2 separate regions of the Homo sapiens genome follow, and region 2 is linked to region 1. A link is an interaction called in ENCODE POLR2A ChIA-PET data of the cell type or tissue named here. Cell type or tissue: MCF 10A. All regions are shown on one strand. Links, peaks and the distances in the headings refer to the core of each region. The heading gives the core; the rest is flanking DNA.

Region 1 (5,000 bases), core at 1-5,000:
TTTGTTTGTTTGTTTTTGGTGGGGGGTCGTGGGTTGTTTTTTGTTTTTTTGTTTTTTTATAGGGTCTTGCTTTGTCACCCAGGCTGGAGTGCAGTGGTGTGATCATGACTTGTTGCAGCCTCGACCTCCTGGGCTCAAACAATTCTCCAGCCTCAGCCTCTTGAATAGCTGGGACTACAGCTGTCCACCACCATGCCCAGCTAATTGTTTATCTTTTGTAGAGACAGGGTTTCACTGTGATGTCCAGGCTGGTCTTGGACTCCTGGCCTCAAGCTATCCTCCTGCCTCAATCCAAAGTGCTGGGTTTACAGGCGTCAGCCATTGTGCCTGGCCCCTTAGTACTGACAAATGTACCATGGTGATGTGAGATGTTAACAATGGAGGCCAGGAGCTCAAGACCAGCCTGGGCAACATAGCGAGGCACCATCTCTATTAAAAAATTAAAAATGTATTTAAAAAAACTTTAGGGTTAATATGGCAACTCTCTGAACAATCTTTGCAATTTTCCTGTAAATCTAAACTATTCCAAAATAAAAAATACATAAATATGGTTTTAAAAATTCAAGTAATTAGGTCTGGATCTACAGCTTCTCTTAAGTCAGCAGCTTTGGCAATGATGGGCCTGAGTCTCCCCGGGCAGCAAAGGCTGGGACTGCTCCCTCCAGATGGGCCTGATCACTGGGGTTTCCACAGTCATCACCCCTCCCCATTGTCTCACCCCAGCTCCACGCTCTGCCTGGCTCCAGCATTTGTTACCAGTGACAGGGAAAGGTCCTCAGTCTCCTCCCTTTCTTCCCCAAGGCCAGATTTCTAGAGAGAAGCTCATTCCTCAACAAGGCTAAACTTGGAGAAAATCACCCTGATGTAGCAAAGAGCAGATAATTAATTCCAGGGCAAGGTCAGAGCACCGGGGAACAAACTTGAATCGTATCCTTCTGTTAATTTCTAAAGAAACAAATCGGGGGAGTGAGAATGAGCTTGGGGGTATGGGCTGGGATTGGCAACCTACAGCAGACAGAGAAAGTGGTAGAAAGGAGACTCAAGGACCACCCTCGCCCCCTAAATCCCAAAGAATTGGGAATAAAGAAGTCTCTTTTTTTCCCCCTTATTTTTGTTTATTTAGTTTTGTTTTTGTTCTTGTTTTTTTGAGACAAGTCTCACTCTCTCTCCCAGGCTGGAGTACAGTGGCACCATCTCTGCTCACTGCAACCTCTGCCTCCTAGGTTCAAGTGATTCTCTTGCCTCAGCCTCCCGAGTAGCTGGGATTACAAGCACCTGCCACCATGCCTGGCTAATTTTTGTATTTTTAGTAGAGATGGGGTTTCACCATGTTGGCCAGGCTGGTCTTGAACTCCTGACCTCAAGTGATCCTCCCACCTTGGCTTCCCAAAGTGCTGGAATTACAGGCATGAGCCACTGCTCCTAGCCTGTTTCTTATTTTATTTTTAGAGAAATCCCTTCTCTGATGCAGCTTCTCCAATGGCTGAAACTGAAGGCAACAGGGAACTGTTTATATCTGCCCAGAGGTTTACCGTAGTTACTCAGAATGAGGGGCCAGGGAAGGCAATCCTAGGGGCTGAAAGGCCCCAAACCTTACCTCTTGGTTCCACCCTGGGCTGGGAACCATAAAAGAAACTTTAGGGCCAGGTGCGGTGGCTCACACCTGTAATCCCAATTCTTTGAGAGGCCGAGGTGAGAGGGTCACTTGAGGCCAGGAGTTCAAGACCAGTCTGGGCAACACAGTGAGGCACCATCTCTATTTTAAAAATTAAAAATTTATTAAAGGAAAAAACAGAACTGTAGGGTTAATGTAGGTCCAGTCTAGAGGGGCACGATACCAACAGAGCACACTCCATGAACTCTCACCATGTGCTGGGAACAGGCCCTGTGAGGCAAGAACTATTTCCTCTTCAACCTTATTTTATGGGAGATAAAACCGAGGCTCAGAGAAACTAAATGAGCTGGCCCAAGGTCACAAAGCTAAAAAGTGGGAGAGGGAGGAGTCTAATCCAGATGGGCCTGAGACCACCCTTCCTAACACCAGAGGTCTACAGATGTCATTCATCGGGCAAAGGCAGTGTCAGCCCAATCATGCCTAAAAAAAACAAAAAAAGTAAAACCAAACCAGATGCCAAGATATCAAAGTCAGGATATTTCCCTTAGAAACCCAGATCTCTGACTTCTTGTGAAAAATCAGGAGACCTGGACACACTGAGCCAAGACCTGGCCACACTGAGCCCATGTTCCACATGGCAACAATCAGCTGGAGCTGAGTGGCAGCTGCCACTTTTGTTAACCCCAGTCCCCATCACTCCCTACAGTCTCCCCAACATGGAATCCATAGCTACCCAGAGGAGCACTTTCTTCTTATGGAGGACTCAAAAGGAAAGTGACACATTTCTCATCTCCAACTCACTTCTCATTACATTACAGGTGTTTACATTTGCACGCCTTGGGCTACGCTCTGAGAAGAGCAAACAGATTTCAGTGAAAAAGCCTCCATGCTCTAGAGCCTCTCCCAGGACAAACACCCAACCAGGTGTGCTAGCCTGGAGGCCCCAGACCCTTCCCCCAACTATCCTCCCACCTCTCCAGACCTGGTCTCCAGAACCCAGAAGTCTGGGCAGCAGGTTCTGAGGTCACCACAGAGGAAAGTCATCTGTCCAGAATGATTCAGGCCCCTAGGAAGGAGAGCCAAAGGCATTTGACCCAAGAACATGCACCCACGCCAAATGCAACTGCTGGGCCAAGGCCAACAGGAAATGTTCTCCATTTATGTGAGCGAAGTAAGACTCTGCTCCTTGGCAGAAGGTGGGCCGAAGGCCACTGGAGTTTCAGAGGGACTGGACAAGCTACCCAAACCCCAGAGGGCACTGAGCTGAAAGGCTTTACAAATCCAGCCTTACTGTGGATAACTTCATCAGTGTCATGCCCCTCTGGTGCTTTGGTAACAATGATGATGGCATTAGTAGCTGCCATTTGTTAGTCATTTAATAAATAGCACTGTGCTATTTATTATAATATTATAATAAAAATTATTAATAAATAGCACTGTGCTCAGCAACGATCTTTAACTGGGTGTAAGTGACACAAAGGAAAGTTCACAGCTCGTAAGTGGACAGCTTGATGAATCCGCACATATGTTTACATCTGTGTAACCACCACCCAGACTAAGATATAGAATATTTCATCACCCCATAAGGCCTCCTGTAGGCCATGACTACCCTCCCCAAACCAACCACTACCTGACTTATACCACCCATAGATTACTTCTGCCTATTCCTGAACTTCAGACTAGTGGAATCGCACAGAATGTATTCTTGTGTCAAGCTTTTCTTTTTAAATGTATTATTATTATTTAAAAATAAAGATGGGGTCTCCCTATGTTGCCCAGGCTGGTCTCAAACTCCTGAGCTCAAGCAACCCTCCCACTTTGTCCTCTCAGAGAGCTGGAATTACAGGTGTGAGCCATCATGCCTGGCCATGACTTCTTTCGTTCAATATCATATGTGTGAGATCATCTATGTTGCTGTGTATAGCAGTCGATTCTTTTTCATTGCTGTGTAGTATTCCAATATATGCATAAATCAATAATTGCTTTACTCATTCTACTGCTGACGGACATTTGGGTTGTTTCCAGTTTGGAGTATCATGAATAAGCCTTCTTTTTTTTTTGGGCCGGGGGGACGGAGTCTCACTCTGTCACCGAGGCTGGAGTGCAGTGATGCAATCTCAGCTCACTGCAACTTCCGCCTCCCGGGTTCAAGTGATTCTCCTGCCTCAGCTTCCCAAGTAGCTGGTACTACAGGTGTATGCCACCGCACCCAACTAATTTTTGTATTTTTAGTAGAGACAGGGTTTCGCCATGTTGGCCAGGCTGGTCTCAAACTCCTGACCTCAGGTGATCCACCCGCCTCGGCCTCCCAAAGTGCTGGGATTACAGGCGTGAGCTACCACGCCTGGCGAATAAGGCTTCTATGAACATTTGTGTGTGAATTTTTGTGTGGTTTGGGCACTTGTTTTCATTCCTTATCGGTAATGACAAGGACTAGAATTGCTGGGATGTGGGTTAAGCACATGTTCAACTTTGTAAGAGGCTGGGTGCAGTGGCTCACGCCTGTAATCCCCAGCACTTTGGATGGCTGAGGCGGGTGGATCACTTGAGGTCAGGAGTTCGAGACCAGCCTGGCCAACATGGTGAAACCCCATCTCTACTAAAAATACAAAAATTAGCCAGGCGTGGTGGTGGGCACCTGTAATCCCAGCTGCTGGGGCACGAGAATCGCTTGAACCCAGGAGGCAGAGGTTGCAATGAGCTGAGATAGCGCCACTGCACTACAGCCTGGGCAACAGAGTGAGACTGTGTCTCCAAAAAAAAAAAAAAAACCTGTAAGAAACTGCCAAGCTGTTTTCCAAAGTGGCTGTAGTTTTTTTTGCATTTCTACCAGCAATGTATGAGAGCTTCGTTGCTCTACATCCTTGCCAACACTTGGTATTTTGGTGGTTTTTAAGATCTAGCCATTCTAGTGGGTGTAAAGCACACATCTCTGCCTCATCTATTCCTTACAGTAACTCTTTGGAGATGGAAACTATTTGTAGTGGATTAAGGACAGCTACAAACTCCTTAATTCCTTCCATGAAGGGGTAGAATACAGTTTCTCTCCCCTGATTCTGGCTGGGCTGTGTAACTGCTTTGACCAATAAACTACAACAGAAGTGACACTGTGTCAGTTTCCATACTTAGGCCTCAAGACATGTGGCAGCTTCCTTCCTGCCCACTGGACTGCTTGCTCTGGGGAGGTCAAACAGCCATGCTACGAGGAAGCCCACGCCAGCCACGTGGAGAGCGTGCACGGGGCAAGTTACACCAACCAGCCCCAACCAGCCCCAACCAGCCCAGCCCAGGTACCAGACAAGTGATGAAGGAGCCAGCTTCGACTCAAATGAGCTGAGTCCTCTGTGCCCTGCTCTAGCCCACAAAATAAATGGGTGGTTGTTTT
Region 2 (16,243 bases), core at 6,851-11,850, 520 kb before region 1:
TCTTTCTTTTTGCATCTCCAATGCTAAGCACATGTCTGGCCCCAGGTGGGTCACCATCAACATCACCACCTCCATCACAGCTCCCATGCTGGTTGCTAGTGTGCGCCTTCTAACTATTTGCTTGTTCAGAGTATTTATGTCCATTTTACAGAGAGAAAACTGAGGCTCTGGGAGGCACTATGTGTCACCCACGGTCACTGGCAGAGCTGGTGTTTAAACTCATATCCAAGTGGTGCCAAAGCCAAGCTCCTCCCCCAACACATCCTGCTCATTTGCTGAATGATCACACTAAAGACAGTAAATTCCACAAGCCCCACTCCATCTGTCACCAGAGGGTGACATCATCCTACTACGGGTCTAGGGAGGTGGCAAGGTTACCTCTCTCATTTCCTTCCTGATCACTGAGGGCTACCAGGCACCGGGCTGCCCTCCAGGGTGTGGTCCTCCCACCTTGTCCTCAGGCGTGGGCACTAGAAGGTGCTGGAAGGTTCTGTTAGCACCGGCCCTCACCCAGGCCCTGGAAAGGCCACCGGCTACCCCTTGCCCTAGCTCCCTACCCTGCACCTCCAGCTCCACAGCTGAGGAGTCTTTGGGGCTGTCCCTGCAGGGGGGTGGTGGATCACCCCAGGGCTACCTGGTACAGGGTGCCCCACGCCACAGCTCCCGAATGTTCCAACAGGAAAACCAGCCATGCGTTCCACCCCTGTGGCTCATAAATGTCACCCCTGGAGATTAGCTGAGCTCCATGCTCCTGAACTCGGCCTCTTTAAGGAGCATGAGGAAGGACTGAGTCACGGCCCCCAGCCCTTTCTAAATTGGACTCAAAATAAAAAAAATAAATGAGAGAAGGAAAGGGCATGATTGTTTTTGAGAGCAGAAAAATGAGCTTTCTTCGTGCTTGCACGCCTCCAGAGTGACCCAAGGGAGTGAGCTCAGAGCAGCTCCATGCAAACCCCCGTCAACTTCACCTTTAAGGTGAAGACGGGAGCCAAAGGAAATATTGTGATAGAGTCTAAGGTACTGCTGATGCCCGCCTGGCGACTTGATTCACTGAACTGAGTGCAAACAAATCTCACAGCTCCTTCCTCTCTGCAAATGTGGGTGTGGGAGGCAGGGCCTGGGCTCAGAGTCACCCCCGCTCCCGCCAAGCACAGCTCCGTGTCCCTGCTCATTGTGTCTCGTTTCTTTCTGTAGAGCACACAGGACTCGCTCCGGAACTTGCATGGCCCACTGCGAAAGGAAAATGCAGGGTCCCTGTTTGCAAAGCAGGACAAAAAGCGTCACTAAAGATACTAACGTAAACATTTTTCTTTTTGCTTTCTTCTGTGGGCCCTCTCTTGAGATGGTGTTTTTGTGCTTTTAAAAATTTGCTATTTATTATTGTTTGAAGCAAAAAAAAAAAAATTTAAATATTTTAAATTAAATTAAATATAAATGAATTTTTATATTATGCAATCCCAATTTCAAATAGAAGCCTATGAGCATGGAGCCCATCGGCAGCATCACTGAAACTTTAACATTCGTGTTTTGGAGCTTGCATATGGGTATATATGTTGTTCTTACCAGGGTAGTGGAAACGTTGCACAAAACTTTCTCAATTGTTTCTATTTCACTCCTTGAGACATGCACATTTATACCTACATTGCCTCTGGCTTACTGATGAATAAAGAAGGGTTGAAAGGAGAAGGAACCCTGGTCACCCTGTCTTTCCCCTTCTGGAAAAGTCATCGTGTGTAGCAATAAATGGTTGACCACTACAGGGAAGTCCCACATGTAAGAAAAGGTTCCTGGGCCATGCATGTTTTTTTCTGCCTTGACAGCAAGTGAATGGTTCTGAGAAAGAACATGGCTTTCAGAGCTGCCAGCGTCTCTTCCTACTCAGTCACACATGGGACGTTCACCTTGTATTTGCTCTAAGTCTCACTGAACTCACACAGAACTCTGAAATCGTGGGGCACAGTGAAAACAGTGTCCTGGGCTGGGCTTGATGGCTCATGCCTGTAATCCCAGCACTTTGGGAGGCTGAGGTGGGCGAATCACGAGGTCAAGAGATCGAGACCATCCTGCCCAACATGGCGAAGCCCTGTCTCTACTAAAAATACAAAAATTATCTGGGCGGGGTGGTGTGTGCCTGTAGTCCCAGCTACTTGAGAGGCTGAGGTAGGAGAATTGCTTGAAGCCGGGAGGCGGAGATTGCAGTGAGCCGAGATCAAGCCACTGCCCTCCAGCCTAGAGACAGAGCGAGACTCTGTCTCAAAAGAAAAATTAAAAACAAAAACAAAAACAAAAAAACGCACAAAAAAACAGTGTCCTGTGCCTGTGTTCTCTGCTCAGGCACACACTCCCTTGTCCTGTCAGACTCCACTCATAAAACCTAAGTTCAAAGATAAAATCATTAAGAATTTTAGGATAGCAAAAGCAGTGTATGAAACTAAGTTCAAAGTCCTTCTGAGCACGAGGCCCTGTGCAGTCGCACAAGTTGCACACGCGTAAATCTGATCCCGCTACAAACATGTTTATTTTTCTTACTCAAATAATGTATGTATATTATAGAAAAATTAGGACGCATAAAAGTGACAGTTACCACCGAGCCGTGACTACCATTAACATTGGCTCTCGGATGGGTGCAGTGGCTCATGCCTGTAATCCCAGCACTCTGGGAGGCCGAGGCAGGTAAATCACTTGAGCCCGGAAGTTCGAAACCAGCCTGGCCAATATGGCAAAACCCCATCTCTACAAAAAAATACAAAAAATTAGCCAGGCGTGGTGGTGGTGGGTGCCTGTAATCCCAGCTACTCAGGAGGCCGAGGCATGAGAATGGCTTGAACCAGGGAGGCAGAGGTTGTGGTGAGCCAAGATCCTGCCACTGCACTCCAGCCTAGACTACAGAGTGAGACTCTGTCTCAAAAAAAAAAAAAAAAAAAGTAAAGAAAAAAAGAAAAACATCGGCTGTGTAACTTTCGCGATGGTTCTTGAGGCCTCTGTCACAAGATCACTTCTCAAAATCCTTGATTGAATTCTCCAGTGGCTTCTTCAAACGCTCCTTACTGGGGGAACAGGCCCTGGTGATCCCCCTCCCATCCATGCCACCCTCCGTCCCCACCTCTTGTTCACCCCGCCCTAGGCACCAGGCTTTTCCTGATTCCATCTCTGGTTTTGTTTTGTTTTGTTTTGTTTTGTTTTTGAGACATAGTCTCATTCTGTCGCCCAGGCTGGAGTGCAGTGGCGTGATCTCAGCTCACTGCAAACTCCAGCTCCCAGGTTCAGGCAATTCTCCTGCCTCAGCCTCCCAAGTAGCTGGAATTATAGGGGTGCACCACCACACCCATGTAATTTTTGTATTTTTAGTAGAGATGGGGCTTCAACGTGTTGGCCAGGCTTGTCTCAAACTCCTGACCTCAGGTGATCCACCAGCCTCTCTCCCAAAGTGCTGGGATTATAGGTGGGAGCCACTGCATCTGGCTCCTGATTCCGTCTTTGTATCTGCAGTTCCCCATGCCTGGGATCGTCATCCACAAGCTCTTCCTGTAACTGCCTCTTCAGCTGCAGGCCCCAGCTCAAATGTCACCAACTCTAGGAGCCTTTTCTGACCTATCATTGCCTCCCTGTTATTCTTCTTCATCTGCGGGACCAATAACTCTCCCCAGGGCTGTGCCTGCTGCCCGTGGGCTTCAGACTGAGTTTCTGAAGCAATTATTGATGGGGGATTGGGCTATCATGAATGGCTTATAATGGAGTGGGCAAACTCCTGCCTGCTGGCCAAATGTGGCCCATGGCCTGGTTTTGTAAGTTTTATTGGAATCATTTTTGTATATAACCAATGGCTGCTTGTCTGCCTCAACAGCAGATGATTCATTGTGAGAGATACTGCATGGCCTGCAAAGCCTAAAATATTTACTATCTGGCCTTTTATATAAGAAGCGTGCTGGCTGGGTGCGGTGGCTCATGCCTGTAATCTGAGCACTTTGGGAGGCCGAGGTGGGTGGATTGCTTGAGCTCAGGAGTTGGAGACCAGCCTGGGCAACAGGGAAAAACCCCATCTATACCAAAAATACAAAAAATTAGCCCAGCGTGGTGGCTCATGCCTGTGGTCCTCAGGAGGCTGAGGTGGAAGGATCACTTGAACTCAGGAGGCAGAAGTTGCAGTGAGCTGAGATTGCATCACTCCAGCCTGGACGACAAAGTGAGACACCCATCTCAAAAAGAAAAAAAAAAAGTGTGCTGACTCGTTGCTTAGACTAGCTAGAGCCTACCCTCAGAGCAAAGGATGGGGTCAGCTTCTCTTGAGTCTCATGGCTGCCTCAGAAAGGGGCAGAAATCCAAAGAAAACTGAGTGTCCTGAGGAAGGAGGAAGAGGGAGTGAATGCTGACCAGTCAACCAACAGTCACAGTAAACACAAGTGTACAATCAACATAAAGCCAGCTCCACTTTAAGGCAGTGCTATGACTTACTTAGCAAATCCCATAAGATTTAACATCTAGATTGCTTCTAAATGTTTGCCATTGTAAATACAGTTGGCCCTTCGTATCCACAGGTTCTACAACCACAGATTCAACCAACCAATATTTGGTTGGTTTCAACTAACATTTGAAAATAGAAAAAAAAAACAGAAATAAAAAATAATACAAATAAAAAACAATACAGTATAACTATGTACATAGCATTTACATTATATTAGGTATTATAAGTAATCTAGAGATGATTTAAACTATTCAGGAGGATGTGCATAGGTTATATGTAAATTTTATATCAGGAAATTGAGCATCTTCAGATTTGGTATCCATGGGAGTCCTGGAACCAATCTGCCTCGGATACCAAGAGATGACGGCACTCCTGTAATATACATCTTATGCACGCATCTCTGGAACTGGCCATTTCCTTAGGCCCCACCCAATTTTTTTTTTCTTTTTTTACTTGGGGGCCTGAGCTATTCCTCCACAGCACTGATCTCCCATCATTTTCCAGGGTGGGTAGGGAGATGAAGTCTTGCCTTATTTTTCAAGATGAGTGCTAGGGTGCCTGTTGAGATGCTATGGGGGGACAGGCTGCAAGGAAGCCTGACATTCATGGAAGGGCCCTTGTGTTGGCTGTGGCAGCTTCATCTCACACTTGAAAGGCTAGCTTTATTGCTGCACTTTTGCACCAAGGAAATGGAGGCTCAGAGATATCCAGTCATTTGCCCTAGGTCACATAGCCAGCCAGTGGCAGAGCAGGGCATAGAATCCAACGTGCACTTCCCCACACTGTCATTCATCCTGGGCTGTGGGGGAGGGACACTGTTGCATTGCTGGATTGTCTGGGAGCTTGTGGGATAATTTTAGAGGGTTAAAAACATTCCGAACACAAAACTCCTCACGTACATGCTGGATGGTGCCGTGAGCTTCTTCACCAGGAGTTAGTTTCAACCTGCACTTGGAAAGAAAACTTTGTGCCTTTCCCGGGGAGAAGGAATCCGCTTCTCAAATCAAACTCATTCCTGCTAAGATACAAAGGACAGGTCAGAGCTGTTCTCCTAAAGGCTGCCCCAGAAAGGCAGCAGAGGGAAGGAACTAGGGAGAGCCCAAAGGCACTGGGGTGGGACAGAGACAGCCAGGTCCCAAAGACGCACGATCCCCTCTCCCCAGCGCAGTCTACAGGCCTCTGATGAGTTCTTTCTCCATCTATCCCCTGCTGGCCGGAGACTCTTTAATGAGTGGCCCTGGCAAAGCCACTTCAACTGCTGCCTCAGTTTCTCCTCCTTACAAATCCACTTTAAAAATTTGGTGGTACTCCCCACAGGATCTACAGGGCTGTGTTGGGGACCCAGCCTTGCCTACGGAGCTTGCCAAATGAAAGTCATCCAGGCTGCCTTCAGAGTTTAGTCTACATCCGGGTATCAGCTTTACTATGACTTATTTCTTTTCACTTACATAAACGTCCTTTAAAGGAAACTTAAAAATCATTACCATCAGTAATAAATTAATCCACCTGCCTCAGCCTCCCAGAGTGCTGGGATTACAGGCATGAGTCACCGCGCTACTTGGGGAGGCTGAGGCAGGAGAATTGCTTGAACCTAGGAAGCGGAGTTTACAGTGAGCTGAGATCACGCCACTGCACTCCAGCCTGGGTGACAGAGCTAGACTCCATCTAAAAATAAATAAATAAAAATAATAAATTAGCACCATTTTTCAAATAAAGAAGGCACCCATAAAAACATGTAACTATTATACTAAATGCTTTTCTCATGTACCCTTGCTGTCCGGTGTGGTCATGTGTCTAATTCTGGCATCTCCCTGTGCCTTGAAGGGCCACTCCCCATTTCCTGACTATAGCTTGCAGTGGGCAGGGACATGCCTTTCTTCTAGGCTGCTTTATCAGGATGAGGCTGGTTTTTTGTTCACCAACTGTTTTTTGTGTCTATATCTCACCAGGTTCAAAGCTTGAAGGATAGCGCGTTTCAAATTGCAACCACAAATACCATCGTCTTCCACCATGACTAGCCACCACCCCATGAAGGCAGCAGTCCTTACTCAGCCTAATTTTTTTTTTTTTTGGTAGAGACAGAGTCTTGCCAAGGCTGGAACGCAGTGCTGGGATATCGGCTCACTGCAACCTCCATCTCCCAGGTTCAAGCAATTCTCCTCCCTCAGCCTCCCAAGTAGCTGGGACTACAGGCGCCCACCACTATGCCCAGCTAATTTTCAGTATTTTAGTAGAGACAACAGGGCTTTGTCATGTTGCCCAGGGTGGTCTTGAACTCCTGAGCTCAGGCAGTCTGCCCACTTCGGCCTCCCAAAGTGCTGGGATAACAGGCGTGAGCCACTGTGCCTGGCCCCCACTCAGCCTAATATTAACAACATCAAAACAATTGATATTTATTTCTTGATTACTCCCTAATCCCTGGCTGATCACTTCCCATGCATGGTTTAGTTTAATCCTGAGAGGTAGTCATTAGTAACTCCATGCTGCAGATGAAGAAAATCAGGCACAGAGAGGTTAAGTAAGTTGCCCAAGTTCACACAGTTAGCAAGATTCAACTCAAGATTATCTGAGACCAACACTCTTCACAATGATGCTATTTTGCCTTCCCAAAATAGCAACAGCAACTATTTATGGGAAAGGACACAAATTTGGGGAGGTGAGATGATAGGTACCCGCTTCTCCAAGATGCAAAACTATCAAGGGGCAGCTCTCATCAGCTCATGAACCTTCCAACATGCTGACCTCTGAATCCAACTGTTATCCTCACCCCCAGGGCCATGGCTTACTCATGAGGCCATAGAAGAATGGCCACATTTGTCCATTCCTGATCCTGGCAGAGGCTTCTGTCTTTGGGAGAAGTGGTCAGGCTAAGGAGAGAGCTTCGTATTCTCCAACTTGGCAGGGACCTTTGGGATGGTCTGCTAGTCCCCATTCTCTCATTACATCTCAAATTCCATCACTGACTGGGTTCTGGGCCCTAAGGCTGTTTATCTAATTTGGGTGTCAGCCAATGACCACCCAGGAGCCAAATCTGGTCCACTGCAGGTTTTTGTACCACCCATGAACTAAAAATGGTTTTTACATTTTTAAGTAGTTGAAAAAAATAAAAAGAAGAGTAATATTTTATGACAGAAGCACATTATATGAATTCTTGACTGCCTCTGCTAATAGAATGTGGCAGAAGTGCCAGAATGATGTCTGAGGCTGCACAGCTTCTGCAGGTTTCTTTTGGGACACATGTCTTTGAATCCCTGAGCTGTGATGTCACAAACCCAGCCATCCTTAAACCACCATGCTGCACAGATCATGAAGAGGAATCACCCAGAGATGAAAAGAAATGCCTAAGGAGCTCTGGCTGTTTGAGCTCAGAGCCAGCAGCATCATCAACACCTGCCTCAGCATCTGTATCAGCACCAATACCTGCTTCAGCACCTGCATCAGCATCAACACCCGCTTCAACATCTGCATCAACATCTGCACCAGCATCACTACCAGCATCAGCATCACTACCAGCATCAGCATCTGCACTTGCATCAACACATTTTTCAGCACCTGCATCAACACCTGCTTCAACATCTGCATCAACATCTGCACAAGCATCACTACCATCAGCATCACTACCAGCATCAGCATCTGCACCTGCATCAACACCTTTTTCAGCACCTGCTTCAACATCTGCATCAACATCTGCACCAACACCAATACCTGCATCAGCATCAGCGCCTGCATCAGCATTACTACCAGCATCAGCATCTGCACCTGCACCAACACCTTTTTCAGCACCTGCATCAACACCTGCTTCAGCATCGGTACCTGCATCAGCATCAACACCTGCTTTAACATCAGCAGCTGCGTCAGATTAGTATCTGCATCAACACCTGCTTCAGCATTTGCACCAGCATCTGCATCATATCTGCCTCAGCATCAGCACCAGCACCTGCATCAGCATCTGCATCATTATCTGCATCAGCACCTGCCTCAGCATCAGCACCTGCATCAGCACGTGCATCACCATCTGCATCATGATCTGCATCACCATCGTCATTGGTATTGGCATCGGCATCATCTGTGAGTGAGTGAGCCTTCGGGGATTTTGGTTGCTAGCTTTTCTGCAAGCCACCCTAGCTGACACCACATAAAGTCAGACATAAGCTGTTCCTGCCAAGCCTTGCCCAGACTGCATATTTGTGAGATGAATAAACAATGGCTGTTTTTGAGCCCCTAAAGGTTAAATGATGCGTTCAAGGTTGCTAGCTCATAAGTGTCAGAGCTCTTCCTTGAACTCCAGCTCTGTCTGATTCCAAAACTCCAGCTCTGATTCCAAAGCCTCTGGCATTGCAGGACAAGGCTTAATGAGATGATGAGTGCCGAGTGCTCAATGAATGGGGCTGTAGTCATTGCTGTGGTCATTATTAATATTGTAATAAGTCATCCCAGGCCCCCCAACAATTTAGCGGTGAGTGGGTCTTCCATCTGGGCCCCCTGATTCTCAGCCCCGTGCTCTTCCCTCTCACTCCGTTATCGAAGAAAAGCGAGAGATGATTGCGGGCACTTCAGGCAGGGGCTGGCACATGGACAGCTCCATCAACGTGAGCTGCCATTATGGCTTGGCATGAGTTAACATAGAGACAGGGGCCTACCTGCCTCCTGGCCCTCTGACTTCTGCTTCTACCTGGCCTTGTCTCCACATGCCAACAAGATTTATTCTCATCGATGGATCCAGTGACTACTGGTTGCCACAAACCTAGGACCAGCCAAGACCCAGTTAGCAGCCCAGGGTCTTCCCCAAGAAGTAGACCTCACCCCAGCAAGGTCAGCTCACAGGATGAGATGCGTTTTTGCATTTGGTGGAGGCAGCCGACATCTACCAAGTACATGTTTCACTCCTAGGAGAGAACACTCTGGGACTCAGAGGCTGGAAGCTCTGCCAGCAGGAACCAGGCCCTGGAGCCTCTGTGACTCATCCTTTCCCCAAGGTCAATCGTTGTTTTGAAGGTCAACTGTCCTCAGAGCTCTGGAAGCCATGCCTTTAGTAGGTCAAGTTTGCAAGTACACCTCCTGGTTCCCTTTCCTTGTCTGCACCCCTCCACGGCCTTTATCTGAACTTCCCCCTAGTGTGTCCTGTGCTTTTATAAATAGTCCTGAGATGTTTCGTTTTAAATTCTGGAGAAGTCAGCCCTCATCTTTTCCCCACCCAGAGATGCCCTCGGGGCCATGGGTTAGTCACAGGCATCTGGAGTTACATAACCCAGGGCTGGTACCAAAGTGGGCGTCTGGCCGGGAGGCTCCTTCCCGGCCCATTCCAGTGTTGTGTGAGTCAGGCCTGTGCAGAAACACCCTTTGTCAATCTGCAGCACTGCCCCCAAAGAGTCAGGCTTCAGAGAAGGGTCTGAAGCGCCATGTGAGTCCACACTCTGGACCCTCAAGCTACAGGAGTGATGCCAATCATCAGGCCACCACGCCTCCAGCAGGCAGGAGCCTCCGAGGAGGGCAGTGTTCCAATAGCAATTCTGGACTCCATGCCATTCCCTGAGTGGGTTGGGATGATAGCTTATCATGAAGTGTGGCCCCCTCCAGGACACTGGCATCAGAACCCAGTGGAGATCTTGTTAAAAATGCATGTTTCCAAGTCCAAACCCAGACTTAGTAAGTCCGGCTCTCAGGATTGTACATTTTCAGTAAGTGGCCCTGGTGATTCTTAAGCAGTAAGTGTCAGAGCCAGGGGTCTAGGATGCTGAAGGTCTGGTGCAGCCACTAAGCACCTCCTAATTGCCCCTCAGTGAACACTTCTTAGGAGTCTACTGTGGGCCAGGCACTGCCCAGACCCTTGCGGAGTCAAAAAAGAAAACAAAACTTAAAAAATAAAACAACAAAAAATCAAATAAAAACAGAGAAAGCCCCACCTTTGTGCAAATCTAGAGATTGTGAGAGCCTTTCTCGGTGTTGGGAAAACACAGGACCAAAAGCAATCAAAGAATATGGTTATTTCAGAGAAGATTAAGTGCTGGGAGGAAAATGAGGCAGGATGATGGGGCACCGTGGGTGGCATGGGGACATTTTAGGCAATGGGGAAGGCAGGCCTATCTGAGGAAGGGGTGGAGGACAGAGACCTGAGCCTAGCAGTCAGGTGCAGGAAGAGGTGGGAGAAGGTCAGGCATGGGAGATGCTTCACCCACAGTGCCTTCTTGACCCTCACATCCCTGCACAGGAGTTATAGGGATTCCCCCATCCCCTTTGCACAAACTGCCTGCTCCTCCTATAGCCTCCATCTCAATTGGTGGCAACTCCGTCTTTCCAGCTTGTATCTGTTTCCTAATTAGGGCTGTGGGAACAAGGAACAACCCGGGTGGCTAAAAACAACAGAGATGCATCCTCTCCCAGTCCTGGAGGCCCAAGTCTGGTATCAATGTGTTGGCAGAGTGGGTCCCTCCTGGGGCCTCTGAAGGAGAACCCGTTCCTTGCCTCTCTCCAGCATGCCTTGTTGCTGGCAGCTCCTGGGGTTCCTTGGCTTGAAGCCGCATCACTCCAATCTCTGCCTCCATCTTCTCTTGGCCTTCCCCTCCGTGTGTCTCTGTGTCCTGTCCTTTTCTTATAAGGACACCTATCATTGGATTCCAGGGCCTCCCCACATCCAGGATAATCTTATCCTGAAATCCTTAACTTAGTTACATCTGCAAAGATTCCTTTTCCAAACAAGGTTGACTTTGCAGCTTCCAGGTGTTGTGACTTGGGGATATCTCTGGGGGGCTGCTAGCCAGCCCACTCTACCGTTGCTCAGGCCAAAACACTTGGAGTCACCTCTGATGCCATTCTCTCTCATCCTCCACCTCTAATCTATCAGTGTAACGGTCTGTCTTCATGCTGCTGACAAAGACATACCCAAGACTGGGCAATTTACAAAAGAGGTTTAATTGGACTTACAGTTCCACGTGGCTGGGGAGGCTTCATAATCATAGTGGAAAGCAAGGAGGAGCAAGTCACATCTTACATGGATGGCAGCAGGCAAAGGGAGAGATTGAGCAGGAAAACTGTTTTAAAGCCATCAGATGTCATGAGACTTATTCACTATCACAAGAACAGCACAGGAAACACCCACCACCATAATTCAGTCATCTCCCACTGGGTCCCTCCCATAATACATGGGAATTATGAGAGCTATAAGATGAGATTTGGGTGGGGACACAGCACTAAACCATATAAATCAGCAAATCCTATTGGCCCAGCTTCAAAATATACCAAAAATCCAACCACTGTTCCCCTTCTCTGCCATAACCCCTCTGATCCCACTGCCATCCTCTCCCACCTGGGCTATTGGAGTGCCCTGCTCTGTGGGCTCCCTGCCTCTACCCTGGCCCCCCTACAGTCCATTCTCCACCCAATAGCAGAGGGACCCTGTTAAAACCAAGTCATGTCATGTCTCTCCTCTGTTCAAAACTTTCAATAGCTTCTCATTTCAGTAGAGTAGAACCCAAGAACAAGAAGGGTCTGGTCTGTCCCCCAACCCCACGACTCCTCCTTCCTCCTCACCCTGCTCCAGCCATACTGGCCTCCTTGCTGGCCTTTGAACATACCAGACCTTCTCCCTCCAGGCATTTGTGCTTACTGCCTTTATGTTTCTGCCTTCAGGCCTTTATGCTTACTGTTACCTCTGCCTAGATTGCTCTCTCTGGAAGCATCCAAATGGTTTTTTCTCTCACCTCCTTCAATCCCTTCTCGATGAGGCCCGAAACACAAGAAATCTGGGTGAGGAAAGGCGTGGTCCAAATCTCCAACAATCTAAAATGTGGCATGGTTAAGAGCAGTTAAGGGAAGGTAAGATAAAGCATCCACTTGGTCGGTTGTTTGGACCATCCTCCTTCAAACGGCTTGGGTTTGGCAACTTGGACTTGCATTTGCTTCTCTCTCGGGCAGCCTCACCTCTTGGTTCTGCATGGAACACTATTTGCATAACCACAGGAGATTTCTGTTTTTTGTTTTCAACTTTAGAATCAACCTTTGCTTTCCTTTTAGTGGCGGTACAGGGTCTGAATATTATAATTCTCAGCATGGAAATTTCTCATATATATTAGTATTTATCTTATTCAATCCAGTTTTGCAAACTTGAGGGAGCACAATGTGCCTGGCATTGTATAAAACACCTTATAGGGATTAACTCATCCAAACCCCTGAAAACCCCAGAGGTAGGTACCAATGCTGCAGGTATGCAGACAGGCTAAAGAGGTTAGGGGACTTTCACAAAGCCACATAATTGCCACGTGGCAGAGCTGGGATTTCAACCCAAGCCTTTGACCTCAGAGCACACAGTCTTAACTACTGAGCTACACCATCATTGTTCCCTTCAAGCCAGGGCATCTCAGCCTTGACACTGTTAATATTTTGAGCCAGATAATTCTTTGTTGTGGGGGCCTGTCCTCTACACTGTAGGACGGGGTGTCCAGTTGTTTGGCTTCCCTGAGTCACACTGGAAGAAGAAGAATTGTCTTGGGCCATATGTAAAATACACTAACACTAAGGATAGCTGATGAGCTAAAAAAGAAATCACGAAAAAAATCACATAATTTTTTTTTTTTTGAGATGGATTTTCTCTCTTGTTGCCCAGGCTGGAGTGCAGTGGTGTGATCTCGGCTCACCGCAGCCTCCACCTCTGGGTTCAAGCGATTCTCCTGCCTCAGCCCGGCGCCCCTCCAACCCCCCACCACGCCTGACTAGCTGGCATTACAGACGTGCACCACCACACCCAGCTAATTTTGTATTTTTTTAGTGGAGACAGGGTTTCTCCATGTTGGTCAGGCTGGTCTTGAACTCCCGACCTCAGGTGATCTGCTTGCCTTGGCCTCCCAAAGTGCTGGGATTACAGGTGTGAGCCACCATGCCCGGCATGTTTTAAGAAAGTTTACAAATTTGTGTTGGGCCACATTCAAAGCTGTCCTGTGACACATGTGGCCCATGGGTTGTAGGTTGGACAAGTTTGCCATGGATGTTTAGCACCATTCCTGGCTTCTACCCACTAGATACCAGTAACACTCACACCCCCATCCCAGCTGTGACAACCAAAAATGTATCCAGATATTGCCTAATATCCCCGGGGTGGGAGCAGGGGGGTGGGGAATAGGCTCCAGTTGAAAAGCACTGCTTTGACCCAAGTTCTTTCCTCTGGGAAAGTCCCACTGATGCCTTCTTTCCTGTTGCTTATTAGGAAAGAGCTGCTGATCAACTCCACTATCTATACCTCTCCACCATGGGATGAACCCAACCATGAGAACAGCCAAGGCTGGGCTCCCGTGGGAGGAGACCCCACTTCCTCTGAGCCACCCTGCCCTGTAGCCGACCTCTAGTCTTGTAGAAAGAGCAGTGGGGGTTGGGAGTAAGATGAGAGAAGGAAGGCAAGTTGGATGATGGAATGGCTGACAGGTCGCTGATGCCCCCTGTTTCAAAGCAGAGCCTTGAACAGCTTTTCTGTGATGCAGGTGTGGTCAAGTTGGGCAGGTTGTGAGTGAGAAGGACAGAGGATGGAAAGGGTGTCCCCCAGATTCTCAACTTCAAAGTGTCACGAGGGTGCAGCTGGATCTGGGGTAGAGCTTGGAGAAACACTCCTGGGAACACAGGGAGATTGGTCCTTTGGCTTTGCCCAACCACATTTATGACAGGTTGAGTATCCCTTATGTGCGATGCTTTGGATCAGAAGAGTTTCAGATTTCAGATATTTTTGGATTTTGGAATATCTGCATATACATAATGAGATATCTTGGTGATGGCTCCCAAGTCAAAACAGGAAATTCATTTATGTTTCATATATACCTTATACACATAGCAGAGGTAATTGTATATTTCTAATAATTAATATTCTAATCATTATATATTTCTAATAATACACATACAGAGGTAATTTTATATTAGCAGAGGTAATTGTGTATTTCTAATAATTTTGTGCATGGAACAAAGTTTGTGTTAAGTACCCATGTGGAATTTTTCACTTGAGGCATTATGTCAGCGTTCAAAAAAGTTTCAGATTTTGAAGCATTTTCAATTTTTCAAATTTTCAGATTAGGGATTGTCAGCCTGTACCTAAAACCAATAAGTCACTTCTATCCCTAGATCGCAATCCCTTTGGAAGAAGGGATTTAGTCCCAAGTAATGAAGAGTCAGCTTCAGTGAATGATGGGAGAATCACCAGGGGACTCCTTGATGCCTAACACTGTGCTGGGTGCTCAGAACTCCTTCCTTCTAATTACACAGCATCTCTAAGGGTGATCTAGTCACACAGCATCTCTAAGGGTGATTGACACCACAGTGTCAGCCAATGTCCAAAGACTACATTTCCCAGCATCCCTTGCAGGAAGGCATGGCCATGTGCCTTTGGTTTGGTCTAAACTACTGACCCTGAGTCTTTGTTTCTTGGGACTAACTCCCTTTCTTCCAGAGAGGCTGTGATCTAGGGATACAAGTAACTTATTTGTATTAGGTACAGACTGAGCATCTCTACTCTGAAAATTTGAAAAATTGAAAATGCTCTAAAACTTTAATGAGGTATGAGAGGAAGGCTCTGTAAAAAGGAGGCTAGGAGGGTCCTCTGGCTCTTCAGTTTATTCTGGCTGCTGGCCTAGAATGTGGATGAGATAGCTGGAGCTGCAGCAGCTACCCTGAATTGTGAGATAGCCTTGAGAATAGAGGTCACATACTGAGGTTGGCAGAACAGAAGGATAGTTGTCTAGATCTCTGATGACAGTTTTATGTGAGAGAATAATAAACTTCTATCTTATTTAGGCCATATTTTTTTCTATTCTATTTAGTGAAACCTAATTCTAACAGATGTGACTGGGTATAAATGGAAATCTGAAATGGTACTCTTCCTCTGAAATTTTTTACAAAGGCAGTCCTACAAATTTTGATATTTAGACCTCACTGAAGGTCAAAGCTGTCCTAATGGCACACTTGGGATGCAGCAAAGGAAACAGGCTTTGTATGGCTGTGTAGATAACACTAATTGCAGCAATTGTGAGTGACAAAGGAAATTGCTTCTTGGCTGGGGGTGGGAATGGGGAAAAAGTGGGGGCGGTGTGAGCTTGAAATGTATCCCACAGGCACGGACAAAACTTGTGTTTATGGTATTAGCACAATTAGATGTGGGTCAGTGGCCACAGCTGGAGTTTGTAAATAGCCTTTTGAGTAACTGTACATTTTTTTCTGGCTTGATCAAAATGAAACATCATTTAAAACAGCTCCATTGCCAACTGTCAGCTCTGCCAGGGCTTGGGAGGCACCCTCGGTCACATCAGGCTAGCTATAATTGGCTTTGAAGTTTGTATATGTGAAGTGTCTTGAGGATCGTAGGCTATAGAACTTGGGTGGAGGTATAGAAACTGACAGAGCTCATTGTTTACGAATATGGGTTCTGAGCCTTCACTGTAAAATCATCAAGCAGCCATGAAACAGCTTTTGCTGAATGAACCTGAAAACAGGTAACTCAAGAGGTGTGGCTCCTCCTTGTGCCATCTAGAAAGAGTGAGGTCTTCTTAAGAGGAGATGATTGAGAACCATATCCTTCTAGGCCTTATGGGTCAGTGGTTAGGATCAATTATGTGCTAGATGAGCCAGCTTCAAGTCCCTGCTCTATCATTGACCAGCCAGGTTGCCCCAGCTAAGTTACTTCACTTCTCTGTGCCTCAGTGTCCTCATCTATAAAACAGGTACAATATTAGTACCTTGCTCATACTGATAAAGTGCTAAGAACAATGCCTGGCTCACAGATGTGCAATATATGTACACTACCATTCCTACTGT

Evidence for each region. Peaks named below come from ENCODE experiments on the same cell type or tissue, not always from the same donor. Only the 100,000 strongest peaks of a DNase experiment are listed, where the experiment ranks them.
Region 2: POLR2A ChIA-PET joins it to region 1 with 6 read pairs; 1 of 35 experiments calls an interaction of 5 or more read pairs at or near these places.

Annotation. Positions count from the first base shown.
Region 1 is chr20:50,822,023-50,827,022 of GRCh38, reverse strand. The region is part of intron 2 of BCAS4 (breast carcinoma amplified sequence 4); the gene reads right to left. Among named protein-coding and RNA genes, the nearest start is that of BCAS4, 29 kb to the right of the region's middle. RefSeq lists an enhancer at 4,772-5,000. In MCF 10A, for the core only: no CTCF peak of the experiment used is centred there; a DNase peak (open chromatin) is centred at 2,742.
Region 2 is chr20:51,339,178-51,355,420 of GRCh38, reverse strand. LOC124904930 reads left to right here and starts at 1,195. Exons shown (of 2, transcript XM_047440631.1): 1 at 1,195-1,297; 2 at 6,412-9,623. The coding sequence starts at 7,800. The coding sequence ends at 8,534. In MCF 10A, for the core only: no CTCF peak of the experiment used is centred there; DNase peaks (open chromatin) are centred at 8,590 and 9,700.